Linked DNA regions of Homo sapiens: region 1 is linked to region 2. The links are chromatin contacts, found by Hi-C or POLR2A ChIA-PET in ENCODE. All regions are on one chromosome and are shown on one strand. The core of a region is the stretch at or near the end of the contact, and the rest is flanking DNA. Distances in the headings are between cores, read along the strand shown. Region 1 has its middle 26 kb from the start of TNFRSF21. Region 2 has its middle 21 kb from the start of MEP1A.

What was found. Hi-C counts contacts between places; a loop is a spot of excess contacts on that map. ChIA-PET counts read pairs that join two places held with the same protein, here RNA polymerase II (POLR2A).
Region 1: a loop to region 2 is called in a map of CD8-positive, alpha-beta T cell, with 15 times the contacts of the local background. The contact joins two enhancer-like sites. A Hi-C loop is called at or near these places in 1 of 168 maps with a recorded cell type or tissue (CD8-positive, alpha-beta T cell). POLR2A ChIA-PET finds 5 or more read pairs at or near these places in 1 of 52 experiments (WTC11).

The regions. Positions count from the first base shown.
Region 1 is chr6:47,334,348-47,337,110 of GRCh38, forward strand. No RefSeq gene overlaps it. Among named protein-coding and RNA genes, the nearest start is that of TNFRSF21, 26 kb to the left of the region's middle. Within about 2 kb of position 1,289, at least 3 of the 41 ENCODE cell types and tissues checked have a DNase peak (open chromatin) inside an H3K27ac peak, as active enhancers do.
Region 2 is chr6:46,770,864-46,773,563 of GRCh38, forward strand. No RefSeq gene overlaps it. Among named protein-coding and RNA genes, the nearest start is that of MEP1A, 21 kb to the right of the region's middle. Within about 2 kb of position 1,353, at least 2 of the 41 ENCODE cell types and tissues checked have a DNase peak (open chromatin) inside an H3K27ac peak, as active enhancers do.

The DNA.
Region 1 (2,763 bases), core at 39-2,538, 560 kb after region 2:
TCCTCCCTGACCCCTCCTATACTTGTGAACTCCTTACCACCCCAAATGCCAAGAATGTGAATTATATAAAAAGGCAAAAATATAAGATGTAAACAGAACCAGACAATGGAGAAGGAAGCAAAATTGTTTTTCAAATATAAGAGGAAAAAGCAAATCCTCTAAAAGATCCTATTACATGGTGGTGACTCAGATACTGGGGCTTGGGAAGGGATGGATCATTTCAACTCTCATGGGAAGGTAACTTTGTCCTATACAAAGACTGTGATCTTGAGAAGTGATAGCTTCCCCCAAGGTAAGGTACTTGCAATACCACAATCTAGTTAGAAACATGTATTTGGTCTCTGTTCCTGCTTTGATAGAAGTGCTCTATCTTGTAGATAGAGATGCTAGGAGAATCTTTTGTTCTAATATTTGGTCTTTGACCCTAGTTCCTGACACAGAGCATCTAAAACCTTTGTAATTTCCTGAGTGATACGAGTGTCTGACACAGAGCTCCTAAATCCTTTAGAACTTCCTGGGTAATAAGAGCATCTTTTGTTCTAGTGAGGCAACTTTCGGTGGGCTTCTGGATAGCCTCAGGATGGAGGCTGTTTGCCAGGGGAACCAACCATATGACTAAAGGCTGAAACTTTAAGCCCCATTCCCTGATCTCAGAGAACGCAAGAGGGGCTGAAGGTTAAATGGATCCTCGATGACCAGAAATGTAATCAATTACACCTATGTAATGAAGCTTCAATATAAATCCAAAGGGACCATGGTATAGAGAGCTTCCAGGTGGCTGAATAGGTAGAGACTCCTACCCAGAAATGGCCTGGAAGCTCTGTGTCCCTTCCCACACGCCTTGCCCTATGTATGCATCTCTTCCATCTGGCTCTTCATCTGTATCTTTTGTAATATCGTTTATAATAAATGCGTAGATTAAGTAGGTTGTTTCCCTGAGTTCTGTAAGCCTCTCTAGCAAATTAATCAAACTCAAGGAGGAGGAATTCTGATTTACAGCTGTTTGGTCACAAGTATAGGTGACCTACTAATTGTGATGGGCATCTGAAGTTGGAGGGCAGTTTTGTGGGACTGAGCCCTTAACCTGTGGAATCTGACTCTAATTCCAGGTAGATAGTGTCATTATTGAATTAAATTATAGGACACCCAGTTGCTGGTGTTAAAAGAAAAACTTCAGCTGAATTAAATTTAAAGGAGTTTAATTGAGCAATGAATGATTCGCGAATAGGACAGCCCTCAGACTCAGCAGATTCAGAGAGACTACAAGCGTGCCTCGTGGTCAGAACAAATTTACAAACAAAAAAGGGAAGTGACATACAGAAATCAGAAGTGAGGTACGGAAACAGCTGGATTGGTTACAGATTGGTGTTTGCTTTATTTGAACACAGTTTGAACACTTAGCAGTCTACGAGTGGTTGAAATATGGCCTCTGGGATTGGCCAAGACTCAGCTATTGTTACAGGCACATAGTCCTAAGTTAGGTTTTCAACTTGTCTGCTTATCTTAATAAGGTTACAGTTCATCCACCAGGTCTCAAATATAAAATTACGGAGTCCTTCTCAGCCCATATTTAGTTTGCTTTAACAGTGTTCACTGGAAAATTGCTTTTGGTGTGTGAGAAAAAAAATCCCCACACACATTTTGGTGACCAGAGGTGACGTATTCTATATTGGGTGTGTAAGAAAAACACTTGGTTTTCCATCACATACTCCCAGAGCCAGGGGAGAATGCAGGAGGCCTGTCAGTAATGCCTCTAGGAGAAACCAGTGGGCTTCTTGGCAGAGGTAACACATGAGCAGGCTATTGCTGAATGCAGTATGACTCTCGGTGGATACAGGGAGAAGGGCATGTCTCCCCCATCAAAGGAGCAGCCAAACAATGACGAGAAGTCCTCAAAGCCCCTCCATGGTGTGACCTCTGGAATCCCCTCCAACTTCACGTATCACTCCCTTCCATGCTCCCTCTGCTCCAGCTACACTGACTTCCATGCTGTTCCTTAAACTTGCCAAGCAAACCCTGCCTTGAGGGTTTTTGCACTTGCTGTTCTCTCTGCCTGCCAATCTCCTTTCTCACTCCTTCATTGTATCCTCCACTCACAGCCATCACTTCAGAGAAGCCCTCTCTGGCCCCCCTTCTAAAATAGCAATCCCTGTCATTCTCCATCCACTTTCCTATTTTGCCTTTATCAGCATTTTTCTCTACCTGGCATTACATTTTTTCCTTCTGTGTTTATCTTACCATTTTCTGTCTTCCCCCATTAAGTTAAGCCCTGTACTTACAAGACCTTTTCCCACAAGCTTCTTAGCAGACTTAGAATTGATTCCTTTGTTTTGGGCTGGCTGCACAATTTTTTCACTTTGCCTTAGAATTTCATCACCAAGAAGTCTTCACACACAAAGTCTTCACAATCAGGGCAAATGTTCCTCAAAATTCATTTTTTAAATCCAGGTAGAATTTTCTTACCCCTGTTTAACCCTTCCTATCTGTCATTCATTGGCTTTGTGAATTATCTCAAGCCTGAATTATTCTACCTCACCCCAGCCTGTCTGTGCCCTGCCTATGTCAAGAATTCTGCCTTAGCACTGAGAGCCTGCCTGAGAGCTGGGGTTTAAAATGTCAGGTGGGACCCACTAGCACAATTGTGTTTCAGTCCAGACTTGTTGAGCTGCCTGGGTGCAGACATGTAGGAGGTGGAGGGCTAGGTTACACAGGGGTGAAGCTTATAACAGAAAGGGGACAGGGCAAGGGTGTTAAGGGTGTATG
Region 2 (2,700 bases), core at 103-2,602:
ATAAAGGTGTGATGGGGTTCTGGATCACCTAAGGCATTTCTGGTTACCAACATCCCTTTACTCAATCAAGCTGGCACGGAAATATATTTAGGTCAGGCGCGGTGGCTCACGCCTATAATCCTAGCACTTTGGGAGGCCTGGACAAAAAAAGAGCGAAGCTCAGTCTCAAAAAAAAAAAAAAAAAAAAAAAAAAAAAAAAAAAAAAAAAACGGAAATGTATTTACTTGTGCAAGCCCAGCTGACAGGTTGAGGATGATAAGGCTTGGGTGTTGAAAGACACATTGAGCAATATGAGCATTCCCATATCACTCAAGTGCCTATACTTACGCTCATTCACGCTGATGGAACTTCCTCTTCTCCCACCATTTCAAAACATGGCACGCAAAATGAAAGGAAGAAAGACAAAAGAAGCAGCTAAGGTTGACAACGGAGTTGAAAGGCGCTGGTTTGTGAAAGCAAACAGATATGATGGAATACACATAAATACACACATATACACACACACACAAAACCAGATGGTAAAGTCAACCTTTATGGGAGGGGGACCACATAATTTACTCATTCTCTTCTAGGACACTATACATGAAGTTCTGCTCATAGCAGAGTGAATAAAACCTGAGTCGTTTTTATTTTGTTTCATTTTTCCTCAAAGATTTTAATGTTCTAGGGAAAAAAAAACCCCTCAGTGGAAGTAAAAGATGACTGACTAACGAAGGCATAATGCCTATGTTTTTGAAAAGTGCTGTGTCAGAGGGCAACAGAACATGGGGGTAAGAGCAGGGGCTTTTGCCTGAGACAGGTAGGTTCCAGCACTTCCCAGCTCAGTGGCCTTGAGAAAGTTGCTGACCTTTGTAAGCCTCAGTTTCTTCCTCTATAAGGCCCATTCATGCTGGCTTCATTGATACTTGTGAAGATTAAGCAATATGTGGCCAGAGAGAAAGAATTGAGAAAGCTTAATGAGAGACACCTTTCTTAGAACTCATCAAGACTAAAGGTTCCTCGAAACATAAGATTGACGGAGGGATAGTGAGATGGCAGGTGACTAGTTATGTGTGAAAGCAAGCAGTAAGAGCTAGTAGAAGGTAGGTATTAGGATGGTACTATAAAATTTTTAAAAATTTTTTCTGTGTATTTGAAAGTTTTCTAAATGTAATGATAGGGGGAAAATCTAGAGGCTTTTCTGTAGTAGCCAGTGGCCTTTGGAAATGTCTGTGGTGCCCACAAGCCCAAGAAATTAGAAACAATTCCCTCACATTCTGCTGTGTAGTCAGAGTTCAGGATCTATTTTAGGGTAGTCAGTTCAAGCAATTCTTTCTAAGCAGTTTGAACTTGAGGAGTTTGGTTAGTCTGCCATATCTTCAGTTTCCTCATTTGTAATTGGTGATAGGCATGCCTGCCTCTTAGGATTACACATGATGTACCTGGCACTCATGATTATAGTTATGACTCTTATTATCGGAGTCAAGAGGACCTTAAAGTTCATCTAACCAAAAACCCTTATTTTACAGATGGGCAATCAGATGCTCAGAGAAGAAAAGTGATTTCCCCAAGCTCACATAGCGGATTTGTTGTAGAATTAGTATTTGAATTTGGGTTTTCTGTGTTCTAGTCCAGTCATCTGTCCACCGTCCCACACTCCCTCCAGAGGATTGTTCCCCCCATCTTATAAAATCACATGTAACAACTATAGGGCAATCAGGCATCACCAATAATTCCTATGCAAAAGAGCAAATTTCACTAAGAGACAGCTCAGGAATTCTCTCCCCTGCTGGCTTTGTCACTCTGTTCTCAACATTTGGGTAGTCCTAGATTCCATCAGACCAAAGGACTTTGGGGCAGAAGCCGTGAGCTCTCCAGGAATCTTGGACTTGAGGGGTACTAGAATTTTTCTCTTTGGGCACTCTGGCATGGCTTGTGGGAACATTATAAGTACAGCAGCAGTCTCTTAGCAAACCATTTCTTGTCACATGTCATTTGACAAAACCAAGGCAAAGAAGAAGCTCCCTTCCAGGATATAACTGGAGTCCCAAGGCCAGCCTGTGGCCACACATGTTCCTCTTATTGGGCCGGGGAACTCTAAATTCTTGCCACATTTGCAGAAGAGAAATCAGAGACCTTCCACCCACTAGGAACCATGTGACTGTTTAGCAACTTTGCAGCAGGGGTTCAGAAATTAGAGAGAACAGCTTCTGCTCTCTAAGTTGGCTTCCTATTTCTCGCCTGGTCACACTCAAGACACTTCTCTGGCCTTATCTAACACCCATGCACATTGTGCTAGTCTCCAAGTAAATTTAGCTACAAAGATTTTTTTTTTAATGTTCAGTACTGGAATTCCCTCAGCCATGTGACTCTGAGCCTCCTTATCAGGTTCCATGAAACTTGATGACTGCAGATCCTGAAGAATCTAAGGTAGCAAAATACTTTCCACTGAGAAGTCAAGGTTGTGTGTGAAACAGTGAAACATGAGGTCTGGCCCCTATTGCTATTATAAAAATGTTAAGCTATGTAAGCTTTTGGGATGGCTTTTCTGCCATCAGAGCAATCTGTGGAACTGGTTGCCAAGGAGCCAGCAAAGGCTAGATGAGTTCCTTTACAAAACAGTTCTATTGAAGAATAATTTACATGCCATCAAATGCTCTCATTTTAAGTGTATAACTCAATGATGTTTAGTAGACATATGGTTGTGCAACCACCACCACA